Linked DNA regions of Mus musculus: all the other regions are linked to region 1. A link is a loop called in an ENCODE intact Hi-C map of the cell type or tissue named here. Cell type or tissue: heart. All regions are shown on one strand. Each heading gives the region's core, and the rest is flanking DNA. Links, peaks and the distances in the headings are about the cores only.

Region 1 (5,986 bases), core at 656-5,655:
ATAAGTGCCCCCCCCCCCAGCACTATTAACAACCCTCACAGCTGCCGCTCATGCTACCTCATGCTCACCACAGGCTAAGGGCTCTGCAAGAGCGATTTCAGGGCTCCACCCTGAGGCTACAGGTCCCTCCCTCTTACTATAGACAGCATACATGAAAAGAATTTCCCTTTCTCAGCTGAAACAGAAAAAAGAAGTCACTGGAACCCAAAAGATGAGAGAACCCCATCTCAAGGCTGAGAAACACGCAAACCAAGGAAGTGCTAAGCAGCCTTCTAGGCTCATCTCTTACTTGGAGAAACCTCAGAGAACCAGGCTGGACTGACCTATTTCCCTCGGCTTGCCTTGATTTCTAAGAGCCCGTGGACTCTACCGCGCACAAGGACACCCAATGAATGTTCGGAACGAATAAAAGGCTACATTTTCTAAATGCGAAAGGTGGCATATGGGCTGAGTAATGATATGTCTTGATATGTACAACCATGAATTTCGAAATTCCTTTTTAAAAAAAAAAAGTTAATTTAGAGATCCTGACTCGTATTCTTTTTGATATAGCAAAGTCCTAGGAACTCTATGTCCTTAAGCAAAGGCAGTCTCCACTCTGGTCCTCAGTTTCCTCTTGGGAGCAATGGAACACATGACCCATCCTCAGGGGAACTGTTTGAGATGGTGTCCTTAAAAACGTGTGTTGAAGCTCTCGGATACTGCTCTTAATAAGGTGCCTCAGGCTGGGCGGTGGTGGCGCACGCCTTTAATCCCAGCACTTGGGAGGCAGAGGCAGGCAGATTTCTGAGTTTGAGGCTGGCCTGGTCTATAAAGTGAGTTCCAGGACAGCCAGGGCTATACAGAGAAACCCTGTCTCGAAAAACCAAAAAAAAAAAAAACAAAAAAACAAAAAAACAACAACAACAAAAAAAACCCCTTCATTTCCTGACTTGAAAACTGACCGAAGTTTGCTTGGAGGGACCATCCATACCTCCAGAGAAAAGGATTTGGCTTTCCTAGGCTCAGGGGTCAGGCCTAAAGCTTTTGGGCCACAGGATATGCTCATAAACACTCTGCCCTCTCACCCCAAGATTCTGATTAAAAAAAAAAAAAATCAGCTCCCATTAAAAATGGTGAACCCAGAATGTAGTTCTACAGATACCACTTTCAAAAAGGTGGACGTTCATCTAAACTGGCTTTTAAACTTTGGGTTTCCTAATTAAACATCAGTGTAACATCCCATTTTCTCCCTTTTGTACAACCCCCAACTGAAGAGCTATCCACTGTCCTTTGTCAGCCCCCAGCTAAGGGGACAGAGGACTTTGGTGGCATGAGGGCCCTGCCTGGCCCTTGCTGTTGGCGGGTAACTTGGACAACTTCCACCTGCCACCTGTGTCTCTGAATCACTTCACCCTCAGCCAGCGCTTCAGCCCACCGTTAGTCTCCCACAGCTGCCTGGCCTCATCTATCTCAGCAGCCCTCGGCACTCCCCCACCCAGCCTGCCTGCTCTCTGTGCCCCACCCATTTCTTCCTGCTTCCCACAGATCCACAAGCCAGCACTCAGGAAACCTCTGGGAATGCAGTTGCTCCAGACAAATGTTTTCTTTCTGATAACAAAGCTGACAAAAGAATGCTTTCCCCAGATGGTTGAGGTACACTGCGGCATCTTATTAAGAGAAGTATCCGAGAGCTTCAACACATGTTTTTTTTTTGTTTGTTTGTTTGTTTTTCGAGACAGGGTTTCTCTGTATAGCCCTGGCTGTCCTGGAACTCACTTTGTAGACCAGGCTGGCCTCGAACTCAGAAATCCACCTGCCTCTGCCTCCCGAGTGCTGGGTTTAAAGGCGTGCGCCACCACACCCGGCTCAACACATGTTTTTAAGTACACCATCTCAAACAGTTACCCTAAGGATGGGTCATTTGTTCCACTGCTCCCAAGAGGAAACTGAGGACCAGAGTGGGGACTGCCTTTGCTTAAGGGCATAGAGTTCCTAGGACTTTGTTAAATCTAAAAAGATGAGAGCTGAAAGAAGTCCCATGGGACCCTTGGCTGAGTGACTGAGATACAACCAGAATTAGCAGCTGCTGACATTAAACCAAACCAGTCAGGTTCGGAAGCTCAGCTCTGAGAAGTTTGTGTTGAGTCCCATGTATGCTAACTGAACTGCTGGGACACAGGGCGGAGAACTGAGCTTCTGTGCGACGAAGAACCAGTCACGGGGTTTCAACAAAACCACGCTCACTGGAAGGATAAAGTGAGCGATCACTTGGAGTCAGCTGCTTCCATGTGTGTAACAGAGGTGTGGGGCAGTGGACAGGCTGCCTTCCATGTGTGTAACAGAGAGGCCCAGGGTCAGTGGACAGGGTACTGAAAAGCCAGATTCCAACAAAGAACGCAGCAGCCCAGCTGAGATGCACTCCTGCTCGAGTTGTTTGGTGGTTTGTTTGTTTGTTTGTTTGTTTTTTAAAGCTTGCAAACAAGATGATTTTCTTGGCTTCAGTTTCTTTCGTTTGCAGCATTAACACTGGTGGTGAGATTGTGTAGGAAACCCATCAGCAAACCTGTACACCTTTCTGTCCGTCTCCAAGCTGACTGCCAGCCACACTACCTGAATGTTCTCCAAACAGCTCCAACCCAACACATTCCAAACCAAAGCTGGCTCTGTACAGCCACCCTGCCCTCACTCAAGCACAAAGTCTGAGGAATCGGTGCTTCCTCGCCTTTCTCCCCAGTCTCCTTCAGCCATCAGGCCCCGCTTCCTTGATAGTCTACAGTAATTCCCTTGTTCTCTCTACTGCCCAATTGTCACTTCATTACCATTATGACCCCACCCAGCTGCTAGTCACTTTTGGTATCATATCTAAAGAAAGACATATGATGACCTGCAGTCACTCTTGGTATCATATCTAAAGAAAGACATATGACGACCCAACATGTGAGACTTACTAAACAAGTATTTACTGAGCACCTTCTATGTGTCAATCTTTCTCATAGGTAGGAAGACTGAACAAGGGACATAACTGACCAAAGTTTCTAGCCCAGGAGAGATGGCTTGGCAGTTAAGAGCATAACCCCGGTCTTGCTGAAGACCTGAGTTCAGTTCCCAGTACTTCAGGCAGCTCAAAACTACCTATAACTCCAGCTCCAGGGGATGCAACCACACTTTTCATCATAAGGACACTGAATTCTCAGGCACATACACATACGCATATGCACACACACAAATATATATATATATATAATTAAAAATATCTTAAATCTTTCCTGTTGAAAGTCAGTTGACTACTTTATGAAGAAATACAGGCCACTGCATGAATGTAGCTTTGTGGGAGGGAGTCTATACAGTTCTCTAGAAGTTCCATCTTAAAGAATTTTGTGATGAACCAAAAAAAAAACATTTTTTAAAAATTTTATAATATAATGTTCCCGCTACTCAGTTTTTTATTTTTCTTCTTCTTTTTTTTTTTTTTTCTCTATAAAGTCTCCCTTGATCTCTCTCTTCCTCCATCCAGTGAGAGGAGCCCGCCCCCTTCTGGATCTCAGCATCACATATGCCACGCTGGATTCAAGTTACCACTAACAAATCCGGTTCACCTTCCACAGTGACTCCAGCAGGTTGTTGGTTAATCTTCCTAAGCTTGGTGCCCTTTAAGGTTGTTAAACAAAAGCTGGTGGAATAAAGGCTCCTAAATCCAAATGCCTACATGCACACAGGCTTCTGGTATATTTTTACGGGCTGGGGAAATCTCCAATGCTTTCTATAGCTCTTCAGGTTGTGTTTTGTTCTCAGATTAAGGAAACTGCTCTCTGTGGGTTCAGAAAGAGCAGCTTTTCCTTAAGTGCCACTTGCTGGCTGAACAGAGCAGAGCTCTTTCGGTTAGGTGAAAACAGCTTTAATATGCAGAAATGATAAACGGTAGTTAGATGAAAATTACAAACTTAAAGGTCTAGAGACAGTTGGAGAATAAAACAGTGACAGTGACTCAAAATGCTAGTACTACAAAGGCTTGCTTATATTGTATTCAATAGCTCAAAATTGGCTTTATTATGCTTTTGGCTACATTCCTACTAAGTTTGAATCAGTATAGTTTAGGTGAGGTGCTACTACTGACACCTGGCCCAGAGTATCATCAGCTATGAACTGTGTGCAGAACACTGAGCTAGGACACCCATTTCCTCACATGTCATACCTGCACCTGGGATGCTCAGAGGAATAAATGTGAAGAGGACACAGTAAGTGTTCAATAAACTTAAAAGTATGCCACTGAGATCTGTGCTCTTAGCCCCAACTGATCACCATGGTAGTGACTTACTCTTCCAAACACTTCTAACCGTTACATATACTTCATTCCTCTGCCGCTTTGTCTTTTATTCACTATACTTATTTTGTGAAGGTGAGAGGATCCCCCAGAAAATCAAGGGACCGTGCCAAAATTCCTACTGTGGGAAGTAGCCTAGTGCTGGCACATCTAAGGAATTCGCTGAGCTGCCTTCTCTGGGCAGTTCTGGGAGAAGGCATGAAGGGTCAGAGGGAAGGCCAGGCAGCAATGGTTAATACCAAGCAATGCTGAAGCAAGGTGGGCGGGGAGAGTCCTGGTTAAAATGCCCAGTGCAACCAAACCCTGCCAGACCTCAAATTTATCAAATTTATCTACCTGGCACCCTGAAGATAGGTCTTGTCCCTGAAGAGTTTATAATAACAGTTAGGAAAGTATCCACAAATAACTCAGATAATTGCAGCAGACGCAGAGGCCGGATAAAGCACTAGCGTGAGCCTGGGCATGAGAAAGTCCAGGCAGAACTTTTTTATACAGCGTAGGAGCTTGCTATGTACTACAGATCTCCTAGGGTAAGATAAAGGTAGCCCTGAAAATAACTCAGACAGAGTAAGAGCTGCATGGCAAAGCCCTGGGAAGGGCATTCTGGGAGAGGATTAGAGTTAGAGGAGACCATGGTCATGTAAAAAAAATGGACTCTACCTCTAGGTGGAGACATGCCCTTTTCTCTTCCTGTAAAGGTTAATCCAATGGGGCAGGTTGGCATCCTGGCTGTAGGATCGTCTGTAGTAAGGCAGGCTCACTTTAGGATGTTCCTTCCCAGAATTCCTTCCTCCAAGGTTATCCTTGGCAGTCTGACTACCATGAGGTTCAGCTAGATGTGTAAGCCTTTCTCAAGACTGACTTAGAAGGTGTTTAATTGTTTCCGTTTCTTCTTTTCTGTATTTTTCTTTCAGCTGCTGGCCAGAACTTACACTTTTAAACTCCCTAACTAACTTAACCCCCCTAACTCCTGACTTTTTCAAAAGCGCCCGTGCTGGCCCCAGGCTGACTGCTGTCACATGGCTGACCTGTAATTGCCTATCTCAAGCAGCCTGGCTTTTGTTCCTTTCTCCCTCTTTCTCCTTCTAGGCACTAGAGGTTGACAGCCTGCCTGTCCCAGTCTTCCCCTTTTATGTTCTAATAAGTGCTCCTCAAACTTCTACAGGTATATCCATTTTAAAACTCTTTTATTAATGAAATTGGGAGCCAAGAAGGGATCCTAATTTCCAAGATATCACACGGTAGTTCTGCTGGGACACCCAAGATTTCCATTTCTTTCCTTCTCTTGCTTTTTAATTCATTGTCAGAGAAAATAAACCCATCCCTGTATCCCTAGTATCAGTTACTCCACGAGGAAGTGAATGGGGCATGCATGCACTGTGCAGCCAAATTCTTAAGAATTGGCAGAATAATAAAAGAAAAATCCATGTCCATATGAAAATCTAGGCTCCACATTCTGCATGGTGGGACTGGCTTGAGGACCTAACCATACTATCAGCTCCTGTATCTTTATTCTAGATCCAGTACATCCTGGCTACAGTCCCTTCCCTCAGGAATCCACTGAGGGCAAGACTGATTCTGATGTAGACAAATAGGCCAATAAGATGACTAAGCAAACAGAAGCACCCACTGTGCAAACCTGATGACCTGATAGATTCCAGGGTTCAGGATGAGAAGAAAACT
Region 2 (5,986 bases), core at 687-5,686, 100 kb before region 1:
GCTATTGAAATCCGTAATCAGTATGAAGGTTCCACAAAAAAATAAAATAAAATAGAACACATGAAAGGAAGGTCAACATAGCAGATACTTGGTCATCTATGTATATTGTGACACTGCACGATCAATAGCCAACTTATAGAGTCAACCAGATGTCCATTAATAGATGGATGGGTAAAGAAAGCATGGTACATGTGAATGACTGAATGACTGGAGGGTGTGAGGGCAGGAGAGAAAATAAGGTCCAAGTAAAAGATATATTTGAATGAAAAATGTCATTATAAAACCTATCACTCACTGGGCAGTGATTAACGGGTCACACCTTCAAACCCAGCACTTGGGAGGCAGAGGTAGGTAGATCTCTGTAGGTTTGAGGTCAGCTTGATCTACACAGTGAGTTCCAGGACAGCCAGGGCTACACAAAAAGACACTCTGTCTCAAAAAAACATCACTTTTTATAATGAATCGACAGCAATAGAAAATTGGGGCTGGAGAGATAGCTCAGTGCTACGCTTGCAGAGGACTGAGTTGAGTCCCCAGCACCAATATGATGACCCACAACTGCCTGTGACTCCAGCTCCAGGGGATCTGACACCCCTCCTTGCCTCCCCAGTCACCCACATACACATATATAAATAAAGATAAGACAAAGCCCTTTTTAAAAATTCAAACCTGTGAAGAAGACTGAGCAACTAGGACTGGCCAGATGGTCCCGTGGTTAAAAGTAGTTGCTGCTCTTGCAGAGGACTTGGGTTCAGTTCCCAGCACCCACACAATGACTAGTAATCACTCATAACTACAGCTCTCTTCTGGTCTTTGCAGATACGGTGTACATACAGTAAACAGATATACACACAGGTAAAGCAACCATATGTGTAAAATAAAAGTAAATATTTTTAAGACTGAGCCAGAAAATATAATCCAGAGGGGCGCTCTTGTCCCTTCCCCTACTACCAACACTCCCACCCACCTGCAGCCCAGTTAGCCCTCACCCCAAGCATTGGAAGTGGAACCCAGGGCTTTATGCATATTACATAGTTCTACTCTAAGCGTTCTACAAGCGATCTGTACCTGAGCCCTCTTTCTCCCTCCTCTCCTCTTTTCAATAAATGATTCACATTTTTAAAAAGTCAATGCCAAGCCAGAAGTGGTAGTGTGTGCTCATGTAACCTCAGGCTCTGGGGAAGATGGCAAGCTCTAGGCTGCACAGGAAGACCCAGCCTTTCACAGCAAGCCTTTCTCTAGTGTGGTGCTCATCCGTGCTCCAGCAGAGACAGACTCTCTCCACAGGGCCCCTTACCTTTCCCATCTGACTCCAGGATCTCCTGCAGAACCAGGAAGGATGTGGACTGTTTGGGGGGCTCGTTTAATTCTTGCTTCTCCTGAAGCATCTTGTAAACTTCAGAGTCCTTGTCAATGATAAGGCTGCCGGAGGGATGAGGCTGAACCACGCTAAAAAGAACATTTGGAAAGCCATCAGGACAACGGTGAAAAGTTAGTCCCAAAACTTCACCAGGTACTTCCTTTCAAGCAAGCACATACTACTTGAAAGAATGGACAGTGATTATCCCATGTCTCCAACTCCCCTGACAATGTTGCAGTGGGTCCTGGTAAGCAAAGCTGGCTGCTACTTTAATACAGTAAGAGGCTATTTTCCCAAATAGTCTCGTAATTCAATTACGTTGTGGCTTACTCCCACAGATGGGGACTTCTTTCCCTCTTTTAAAATTACATAGTCAACATTATGTCAAGAGAAAAATTTGAAGAGGAAAAATGTCAACCGCAACCCAGCCACTAAAACTCAGCTGAGTCCCCTTGCAGGGGGGTGGCACATGCATTCCTCGCATGAGCAGAAACCTCATCTTTTCATTCCTGATGTCAAAGTGCTTCTCACGCTGCCGGACGCTCCTCGTCCTTCAGAATGGAACTCTCCGGCCTCTGTGCCTCTAGCTGGAGGCAGCAGCCTTGGCCTGCCCCACTCACAGGGATTGTAGAGAGAAGGAAAAGTTCACAGGCTTTACTAAGTGAAGGCTCAGACCCTGGGGGCCAGGCAAGCCAGACCATGCCTCCCACTCCTTCCTCCCTTACTTTGCATGCCCAAGACAAGCTGAGGCAGGCACTACTATGATGCTGGGCCTTTTTTTTTTTTTCACTAAGCCACAGCTTACGCTGCCTGGCCACACTGGCCACAGAGAAATGGTAGAAGGGAGGTAGCCCTTCAATGGCAGACTGTCCTTATCCAGACTCCTCTCAAATTCCCAGCTCCCCTGCACGATTACGCCACACCACGGTACACCAGCAAGACCCACCAGCTGTGTAAGCCTGCCTCTCTGCTGCCTTGCGACAGAGGTCAGAGGCGGATTTCCAAGGAATTAGGAATTTCACACTGTGGCTCAACGCAACCTCCTCATCTGACCTAGAACCAAATATTTAGCTTTTATAAACAAAACGCAAGTGTATTCAAGTTCAACACCTTTGGAATAAATGTTCATTTCATAAAGGCCTTTGAAGATTAAGGCCTTTTCTCAGAACAGCTCTCCAGCTATGACTGGACCAGCCAGCCTCATTCTAGGCAAAGTTCTTACTGATCCTTCTACCTGTGCTGTGACCCCCATGTATTTCCAGAGAACCCTGCTACACACAGGGTGTATTCCTTGGAGAGGATTTACTGACCCTGACTTACAACAGTACCACACATACCTGTCCTCTACCCTCTAACTCACCCTCCTCCCGCATACTCTACCTGGATTTTTTTTTTTAATTTTTGGCTCCCCCTAGAGGTAAACAAACATATTGCCTTGCTCTCTGTAAGTGCCCAGGTCTGTCTCAGGACGTAGCCCAGACTCAGATCCAGCACCAGGTAAGTTAGTAAGCATCAATGCCACTCCCTCCTTGCTATGATCGCCATGATCCTGTGAGCTCACCCTGAAGCAATGCAGGGCTGTGGAGGACCCACCTTCTCAACCCACACATGCTCTTTCTTCTCATTTGCATAACTTGTTTAGAAGCTACCTGAAAGACATACTGTGCCCAGAAGGAGCAAGCACAAAGATCAGATGAACTACCAGTGGCGGTTACTATCATTGCGTGTAGATAGATATGTACAAACACAAACGCACAAGCTGAAGTTGCTGAGCTATGAACTCTCACCCTCCACACCACTGAGAGCAAAGGAATTACAGCCATTGAATCTATTCACTCATTTCCTACCCACCATTGTGCAATTGGTTCATGGTCCATTTTGAAGAGAAAAAGTATGTTTTCTATGGTAATTTCCTCTAAGTTACTACCCCTTTCCTGTTCATCTCTCCCTCGCTGTCCTTTTTCCTCTCCTCTGAGACAAGCGGTAGGGAAGACAGGACAGCCTGCTGGAAAATTTATATACTCGGGCTCCAAGCGAAAGACTCAAACACAGGAATAAAGCCCCAGGTAGGTTTCCCTTGGACTCCAAACATATTCTGATAACAAAGAAAACAAGGTCCACAAAGGGTGACATAGGCTCTGCTACTACTGGATAAGGCTGGTGCTGGCTGCACCTGCCACCTTTGATTTGCAATGGCTGGATAGAAGCAGCCACCCTTGTGTAACCTGCCCATGGCAGCTGGTCTCTATCTACCCTTATCTGTCTCCCTTCCCTTGCAGCAAAACATGGGGCAGGTTGAATGGCCACCTGGTGGAGTCAAACCAGAGTCTTCTACCATCTCAATTCCATCCTTTTTGATACTTGAGTTTTGGGCTTGGAACCTCACCATAATAAGCACATTACATTATTCTTTCTTAATCTTTTTCCTATTGCTCTTAGGACTATTTTAAAATCCAGATCAGGCCATGGAATGTTTGGAGGATGAATTTTTTTCTCTTATTTGTTATATGTTATGTCTGGAAGCCACCAAGGGAACACTAAAAATAACAGAACTAAACCACAAGGACATCATACATTCTTCCAGCAAACAGGCTTGGGAATAATGAAAGAAAGAAAAGAAAGGGAGGGGGGAGAAGGAAAAGAGAGTGAGAGGGGAGAGACAGAGGGGAGGAAGAAAGGGGAGGGAAGGAAGGGAGGGAGGGAGGGAGGGAGGGAGGGAGGGAAGGAGGGAGGGAGGGAGGGAAGAAGAACAATTTACCATTTATTTTCAAATAATATGACAGCATTTTTTATATGCTGTGACTTTTATGAAGTATTCTCAATATGCATTACCCTAACCAAAACACAGTCAACCTAATTCAAAAAACAACACAAGACTCTAAAATCCTAAGACTTAGACATTAGGCTGTAAGATATTAACGCAATATCTGAAAAAGTAATTGGGATAAAAGCATGCATAAGAAATGGAGCAAAAAGATTCCTATTTGTGTATATAAAAAGGCCTGCACTCTCAGGACTCTGGAGGCTCAAGAGTTCATGGTTAGCCTGGGCTACATAATAAAGGTGCATACTTCAGAGAGATCAACTTACTCTACCTATTCTCTTCCCTGGAACAAAGTGAAGCAAGTATTTCCTGACTTACTTAGTGAAGTAAATATTATACTAATATAAAATAAGGTGACAGTGTTTAAAAAGAAAGCAATAGGTGATATCCCTCATAAAGATGTAAATTTCATAGCAAATAAAATTCAGCAATATATAAAACGAATTACATGTCACAGACAAGTCTTCAAGATGCTATAGACATTATCGGCAGATTTGCAAAAATTCTTTTGAATACACAGTGAATTCCAGGACAGCCTGGTCTATGTAGCAAGACTTTACTTCAATATAACTAAAACTAAAAATAACTAAACAGTCAGAAAAATAGAACTGGAGAGAACGTCCCTAGCTCGCTACAGTGCATCTACAGAACCCATGGCATTGTCTAATAGGGAGAAGTGACATGCCACGGTCTCATCCTCTGGCCTCTACTGCTCCCCACAGTGCTGTAAACTATAGCCACTGCACTATGGGGGGAAAGGGAAACAAATAACAAATAAGGGGCAGGAGAGATGTCTCAGTGGTTAAGAGCACGGACTGCTCTTCCGAAGGTCCTAAGTTCAAATCCCAGCAACCACATGGTGGCTCACAACCATCCATAATGAGATCTGATGCCCTCTTCTGGTGTATCTGAAGACAGTTACAGTGTAATAAATAAATATAATAAATAAATAAATCTTTGGGCTGGAGCAAGCAGGGCCAAGCAAACAGGAAAAAATGAAAAAAAAAAAAAAAGGTCAAAGAAGACCACGTGAGAATCACTTACACAACATGATTGACACATCGAAAATTACACAGAATCTATTTTTTAAAATCTAGAAGTAATAGATAAACTCAGGCAAAAACACAACAAAATAAACATAAAGGAAAAAATTTTAATAAAATGTAGGGGACTGGAAAGATGGCTTAAAGGTTAAGAGCACTGACTGCTCTTCAAGAAGTCCCAAGTTCAATTCCTAGGTGGCTGACAACCATCTAAAACAGAATCCAATGCCCTCTTCTGATGTGTCTGAAGACAGCTACTCATATACATAAAATAAATAAATAAAATAAAATGTGGGGGCTGGATCTGCTCTTCCAAAAGGCTCATGTTTAGATGCCAGCACCCACATGGTGGCTGACAGTCTTCTGTATTCCCAGTTTGAAAGAATCGAGCGCCCCCCCCCCTACTTTCTGGCCTCCACAGATACCAGGCACACATGTAATGCACAAAACATACAGGCAGACAAAACATTTATATACATAAAGTAAAATTTCAAAAATCTTTTTAAAAATTAAACGTATTTCTTTATGAGCACGCAGACTCTGAAGGCACAATGCTATTTATAGGTGTTCTCAAAGTAGATTAACTTCCTATTTGGATGTAAATCTAACAGTTATGGAACCTGTGTGCTAAGAATGGTGACGCTGGGACTGGCGAGATGTGTCAGTGGGTAAGAGCACTGACTGCTCTTCCGAAGGTCCTGAGTTCAAATTCCAGCAACCACATGGTGGCTCACAACCACCCGTAATGAGATCTGACGC
Region 3 (5,986 bases), core at 496-5,495, 88 kb before region 1:
ATCCAAAGTCTTCTTCCATTGCTCCTTACATTATTCACCGAACCCAGAGCTCACCCATGCAGCTCTTCTGTCCAACCTGTTTGTTCCAGATCCCGTCTGTACCTCTGAAGTTACTGGAATGACAGCCAAGCCACCAAACCCATATACAATGTATGAATGTGCTAGGAATAGATTCGTGAGCTCAACAGTAGGCACTGCAACCTTTGAGACACTGCACCAGCAACACATTTCCTTATTTTTACTACAACCTCTACAAAGAGGAGGGAAAGAGCCCTTTTCATGTGTAAAGAAATTCAATGTCAAAGGTTTCCCATGCCCACCCCCACCCCCACCCCCAGGCTTAGTAGTTCACCTTGCTAGAAAAAACTAAAGGAAAGAGTCTCCCTTTCCCAGAACCTGGAGACCTCAGGGCTCTACTTACGGCCTGCTGTTCGCCTCCTCCCCACTGGCTGAGGTCTTCGACTCCACAGCATTGTTGAAGTTAGAGATGTTTTCGGATGAGTAGAGGCCAGTTGGGCTGTTGTACTGGTTTGTGATGACCCGGGTGCTGGGAGCAGGTGAGGCAGTAAATGGCATGGCACTTCGGTTGTGGGCACTTCCTATGTGCAGGACTTCCTGAAGACAGGGAGCAGAGGAGACGTCAAGGAGCTGTGGATCCTAAACCCCTTATCCTGTACAGTACAGGGAGGACTTCCAGCTAAGCTACAGCAGCCCTGGCTCAAATCTAAACTTCACCTTGCTTCGAGCAGAGGGGCTCAGACAAAGGCAAGGAGACTGTGATCAATACGTGGTAAAGAATCCACAGATGTAGGACTGCAATCCCACATACTCTCTCAATCAGCTCCATCTCTGGCCCTCCCCTGAGACCCAGCAGAGCTGATGTTGGGTACCTCTAGGGAGGATAACATGTCATGCCTTGGGCTACCAGTACCCAAGTCAGAGCTGATTAGGAAAAAGTAGAGAGAGGTAGCCTAGACTACCACGGAGCTCTCCAGGTCAAAAGGTAAAGATAAACTCCCCAGACACGAGTAGGTTAGATCAGCAAGGAAAGAAGGTAAGAAGAGGAGCAGCTGCTGACTACATGTCTCAGTAGTTGGAAAAGGCAGCTGAGGCGCTGAAGGCCTACCATTCCCTGTGGTAAAACACAAGATGGAAGATTCTGGAAGACAGGTCCAAACCAGATCCTATGGGCGAAGGAGGTTGAGTTTCTGAGTCCTTATTCCCTGCTCCACCTCCAGAAATCTGGTGAACAATTACAGCTACAACCTCTCTAGGCATCTGTATAAACATGCCAAAACCAAAACACCTTTTATTTATTTTATTTTATTTTATTTTATTTTATTTTATTTTATTTTATTTTATTTTTTGAGAGAGGGATTCTCTCTGTAGCCCTAGCTGTTCTGAAACTCACTCTCTAGACCAGGCTGGGCCCAACTCAGAGATTTGCCTGCCTCCTGATTGCTGGGTTGAAAGATGTGTGTCACACAGCCTCGTTATAGTTTTTAAACTAACATTCCTTTTTTTAAAAAAAATGAGCCCTGGGTACTTCCTCTAGCTCCTTCATTAGGGACCCTGTGCTCTGTCTAATAGATGACTGTGAGCATCCACTTTTGTATTTGCCAGGCACTGGTAGAGCCTCACAGGAGACAGCTATATCAGGCTCCTGTCAGCAGGCTCTTGTTGGCATCTGCCTAGTGTCTGGGTTTGGTGGTTGTTTATAGGAGAGATCACCAAGTGGGGCAGTCTCTGGATGGTCATTCCTTCAGGCTCTGCTCCAAACTTTGTGGAGCATGTGTCCATATTACCAGTTGGAACATCTTCTGGGTATATGCCCAGGAGAGGTATTGCTGGATCCTCCGGTAGTACTATGTCTAGTTTTCTGAGGAACCGCCAAACTGATTTCCAGAGTGGTTGTACCAGCTTGCAATCCCACCAGCAATGGAGGAGGGTTCCTCTTTCTCCACATCCTCGCCAGCATCTGCTGTCACCTGAATTTTTGATCTTAGCCATTCTGACTGGTGTGAGATGGAATCTCAGGGTTGTTTTGATTTGGATTTCCCTGATGATTAAGGATGCTGAACATTTTTTCAGGTGCTTCTCAGCCATTTGGTATTCCTCAGTTGAGAATTCTTTGTTTAGTTTTATGCCCCATTTTTTAATAGGGTTATTTGATTTTCTGGAGTCCAACATCTTGAGTTCTTTATATATATTAGATATTAATCCCCATAGGAAGAACATCAATATGAACTAACCAAGCACCCCCAGAGCTCCTTGGAACTATACCACCAACCAAAGAAAACACATAGTGGAACTTGTGGCTCTAGCTATATATGTAGCAGAGGATGGCCTAGTCGGTCATCAATGGGAAGAGAGGCCCTTGGTCCTGTGAAGGCTCTATGCCCCAGTATAGGGGAATGCCAGGACCAGGAACAGGAGTGGGTGGGCTGGGGAGCAGGGAGAGTGGGGAGGGGATAGGGGATTTTCAGAAGGGAAATTAGGAAAGGGGATTCAAAATGTAAATAAAGAAAATATCTAAAAAAATTTTTTTTAATTTTAAAAATAGGTTTGCTAGTGAGATGATTCATCGGTTAAGAGCACTGACTGTTCTTCTGAAGGTCCTGAGTTCAAATCCCAGCAACCACATGGTGGCTCACAACCATCATCATGAGATCTGACACCCTCTGATGCCCTCTTCTGGTGTGTCTGAGGGTGTCTACAGTGTACTTACATATAATAATATATAATTTTTTTTTAATTTTTAAAAGAACTTTAAAAAAAAATGATCCCAGGTTATCTGATGACTCAGTTAGAAGGTTCTCCCAGCACCAGTGCTCAAAATCAACTCCAACTTCTAGTGCCGCAAGCTGTGTAGCCTTCTAAGCTCAACATGTTTTCTGAGTTCCCAAGAAAATTCTTCTAAACCTTGCTTTCTTTCTTAAACATCCAAATGATCAAAAATCAATATTCTGATTCTTCTATCATTCTTTTTCTGCTCTTTTAAAAAATGAAATTTAAGTGTTTAATTGGAAGGCATTATGAATGAGAACTGTTTAATTCAGTACGAAACTAATTTAAAGTAAAAGGCAGATAAACACATTTTTATGGTTAGGATTTCTTTCTTTCTTTCTTTCTTTCCTTCTTTCCTTTTTTTTTTTTTTTTTTTTTTTGAGACAGGGTTTCTCTGTATATCCCTGGCTGTCCTAGAACTCACTTTGTAGACCAGGCTGACCTCTGCCTCCCACGTGCTGGGATTAAAGCCGTGCACCACCACGCCCAGCTTAGGATTTCTTTTTTATTACTCTGGTAAATGTCTTTTTTTGAGTCAGAATCAGTGAGGTTTAGTTGACTTTGTCCATGTCTGCACAAATAATAAAATAATAAAAAACAAAATAATAAAAAATAATAAAATAATAAAAAAATAATAAAAAGAGGCTTGTGTTCTTGTTTGTTTGTTTGTTTGTTTTGAGACAGGGTCTCTCTATGAACCCCTGGCTGTCCTGGAACTCACTATGTAGACCAGGCTGGCTTCAAATTCACAGAGATCCACCTGTTTCTGCCACCAAGCCTGGCTACAAACAATCTCAAAAGAGGATCTTAAAGAAAAGAATGGTCATAAGGAATGATTAAGTCATTTTATGTGCACTGATTCAAAGGAATCGTAAAACCACTGAGTCCTGTCTGTGAAAGGCAGCAGCTGACTTACAGATTAGAGGCCAGGAGCTCCCATCACCACCATGGGCAGTCACAGGACAGCACCCAGCATGCACCCTTCTGTGTCCACAGCCGTTCTGGGAGCAGCGCAGGATGCTTAGTCTTTAGCCTTGCCTCCAATTTTCCCTGACACTTTGGCCATGAACATGTTATGCCTCTCTGAGCCCACTTCTCTAAGCTTCTTCAGAAGGACATGGTGTGACACGTCTGTGCACCAAGCACAGGGCAGAACAGGGCAGGGCCTCACTAGGGTCCATCTCCTCTTCCCGAAGAAACAAAAAGAGTTCCAATCAGAAGCCCATGGGAGCCATGTCATACATTCTTACAATGTATGTATGTATGTATGTATGTATGTATGTATGTATGTACGTACTTACTGCCCACAGTATAGATCAGAGGACAATTTAGGAGAATCCATTCTCACCTTCCATCACGTAGGCCCCAGGGATCAAACTCAGGTCCTCAGGGCAGGCCTGGCAGCAAAAGCCAACTCCTCAACCCACCCCTCCCCTCCCCACCCCCCCCCCCACCCTTGTTTTCTTTTGTGGGAATAGTAGAGTTTTTCCTTCCGGTGGTTTTTTTCTTTTTTCTTTTTTAATTCTTGATTCTTGCTTTATAAAGCATCTATCAAGAATGCATCTGGTTTGTACATAAAAGAAATATTTCTACCCCCATGCGGATTCTAGTCTTTCCAGAAGGCAGGCGGATTTAGGGCTTGCCTTTTGGAAGGGATGATGTCATTGTTTGGGTTTTGTATTTACTGGTCTCCAAGGAAACTCAATAATGAGGAAATACAAACTAGGTATGTAACTATGTTGACCTCAGATAAGCTGGGGTGTTGGTTGGCTTTATGTGAACGAGCGAGCAGCTCTTTACAATATCTGTGAACTCTGCCCTCACTATTTGCCCTCTAGCTCAGAAGTCTCAGAAATGGAAAATCTGGGGAAAGGGGAGGCGGGAAGATATTTGTATGAATAAAGAATGATGAGAAAAATACAGTCAAGCTACCCTTTAAAGGAGTCTGAATAATGTATTTTTAATCTGAAAACAATCTTCAAAATATCAGCACTGAAGAAAAAGTATAACCAAGACATAGATGGTTGGCCCAGGTAAAAAGTGATCATTTTGGACCAAGTTAAGCCAAAATTATTCCTCATTGTTATAAATCTATGTGGAAACTTAGCACATCAAAATTTAACACATACAGTAACTTTAATCAATGACTAGACTACCAGGAAAACTAAAACTAACTCTGGCATACTTTAAACTTGCTTATACAACTGCCAGTTTGCAGAGTAACATTTTATGAATTTCCTTATAGGTCGTACACAGAATAATATGTTCATGTCAACTTCAACATGCCAGGTGCAAAATGATCCCTAAAAGAATGTAGCATGTTAGTATGATGGCTACTGCAAATAGGAAAAATTATAACCACATTTCTGAAATTTTAACGAGACGCCTTTAAGAAAGTAAGGCTTATAATCAACCATTCCATTTATACATACTATGGAATCATATGGATTCAATTTCATATCATTTCTATGCTATATATAACTATGTGTTATCTTTTCATTACTATTTCTATGTAAAAAAAAAAAAAAAAACCTAAAGAGTGTCTCAAACTTTAAAAAGAAAAATTTAATTTCAAATCTTCTGGGGTTAAATATATAATAATCACAACCCCACTTTGAAAATTGCAAAAATAGTTATCCATTTACTTACTTATTTGTGTTCTTCTTGTTGTTTTACGTATGTGTGCATCTGTGTCTGGATGCGTGTGTGTGTGTGTGTGTGTGTGTGTGTGTGTGTGTGTGTGTGTGTGTGTACTTGTGAGTGCGTGCACTTGTGTGTGTGTATGTGTGTGTGTGTACTTGTGAGTGCGTGCACTTGTGTGTGGAGACTGGAGGTTGATGTGTGATACCTTCCTCAATCCACATTTTTAGACACAGGGTCTTTCAGTGAACCCGAAACTCAGCCTTCTAGCTAAACTGGCAAACCAGTTCGCATTGATGGGACTGCAGATGGGCACAGTCATGCCCAGCTTTCACACATGGGTGCTGGAAGTTCAAACTCAGGTCCTTGTGCTTAGTGTGAACGCACTTTACCCATAAGCCACTTCCTCAGCCACACTTACTCTTAATAATTCATTCATTCATCCAACAGAGAACATAGTTTGTAGTGAGCAACACGGGCATTTTTACCAACGTGTTCTAAATATTTCTGTACTTATTTCAAAATATACCCACACAGTATAGATATTTTAGAAGACACA

The links. Peaks named below come from ENCODE experiments on the same cell type or tissue, not always from the same donor. Only the 100,000 strongest peaks of a DNase experiment are listed, where the experiment ranks them.
Region 2: a loop joins it to region 1, with 2.5 times the contacts of the local background. A loop is called at or near these places in 2 of 42 quality-filtered maps.
Region 3: a loop joins it to region 1, with 5 times the contacts of the local background. A loop is called at or near these places in 3 of 42 quality-filtered maps.

What each region holds. Positions count from the first base shown.
Region 1 is chr19:40,330,575-40,336,560 of GRCm38, forward strand. The region is part of intron 20 of Sorbs1 (sorbin and SH3 domain containing 1); the gene reads right to left. Among named protein-coding and RNA genes, the nearest start is that of A930028N01Rik, 37 kb to the left of the region's middle. In heart, for the core only: a CTCF peak has its summit at 3,516 (motif pointing left); a DNase peak (open chromatin) is centred at 1,517; H3K27ac peaks cover 1,384 bases.
Region 2 is chr19:40,229,210-40,235,195 of GRCm38, forward strand. Pdlim1 (PDZ and LIM domain 1 (elfin)) reads right to left here. Exons shown (of 7, transcript NM_016861.4): 5 at 1,298-1,449. Among named protein-coding and RNA genes, the nearest start is that of Gm41845, 39 kb to the right of the region's middle. In heart, for the core only: a CTCF peak has its summit at 2,787 (motif pointing left); no DNase peak of the experiment used is centred there.
Region 3 is chr19:40,242,985-40,248,970 of GRCm38, forward strand. Pdlim1 (PDZ and LIM domain 1 (elfin)) reads right to left here. Exons shown (of 7, transcript NM_016861.4): 4 at 422-615. Among named protein-coding and RNA genes, the nearest start is that of Gm41845, 26 kb to the right of the region's middle. In heart, for the core only: a CTCF peak has its summit at 2,677 (motif pointing left); a DNase peak (open chromatin) is centred at 4,447; H3K27ac peaks cover 1,802 bases.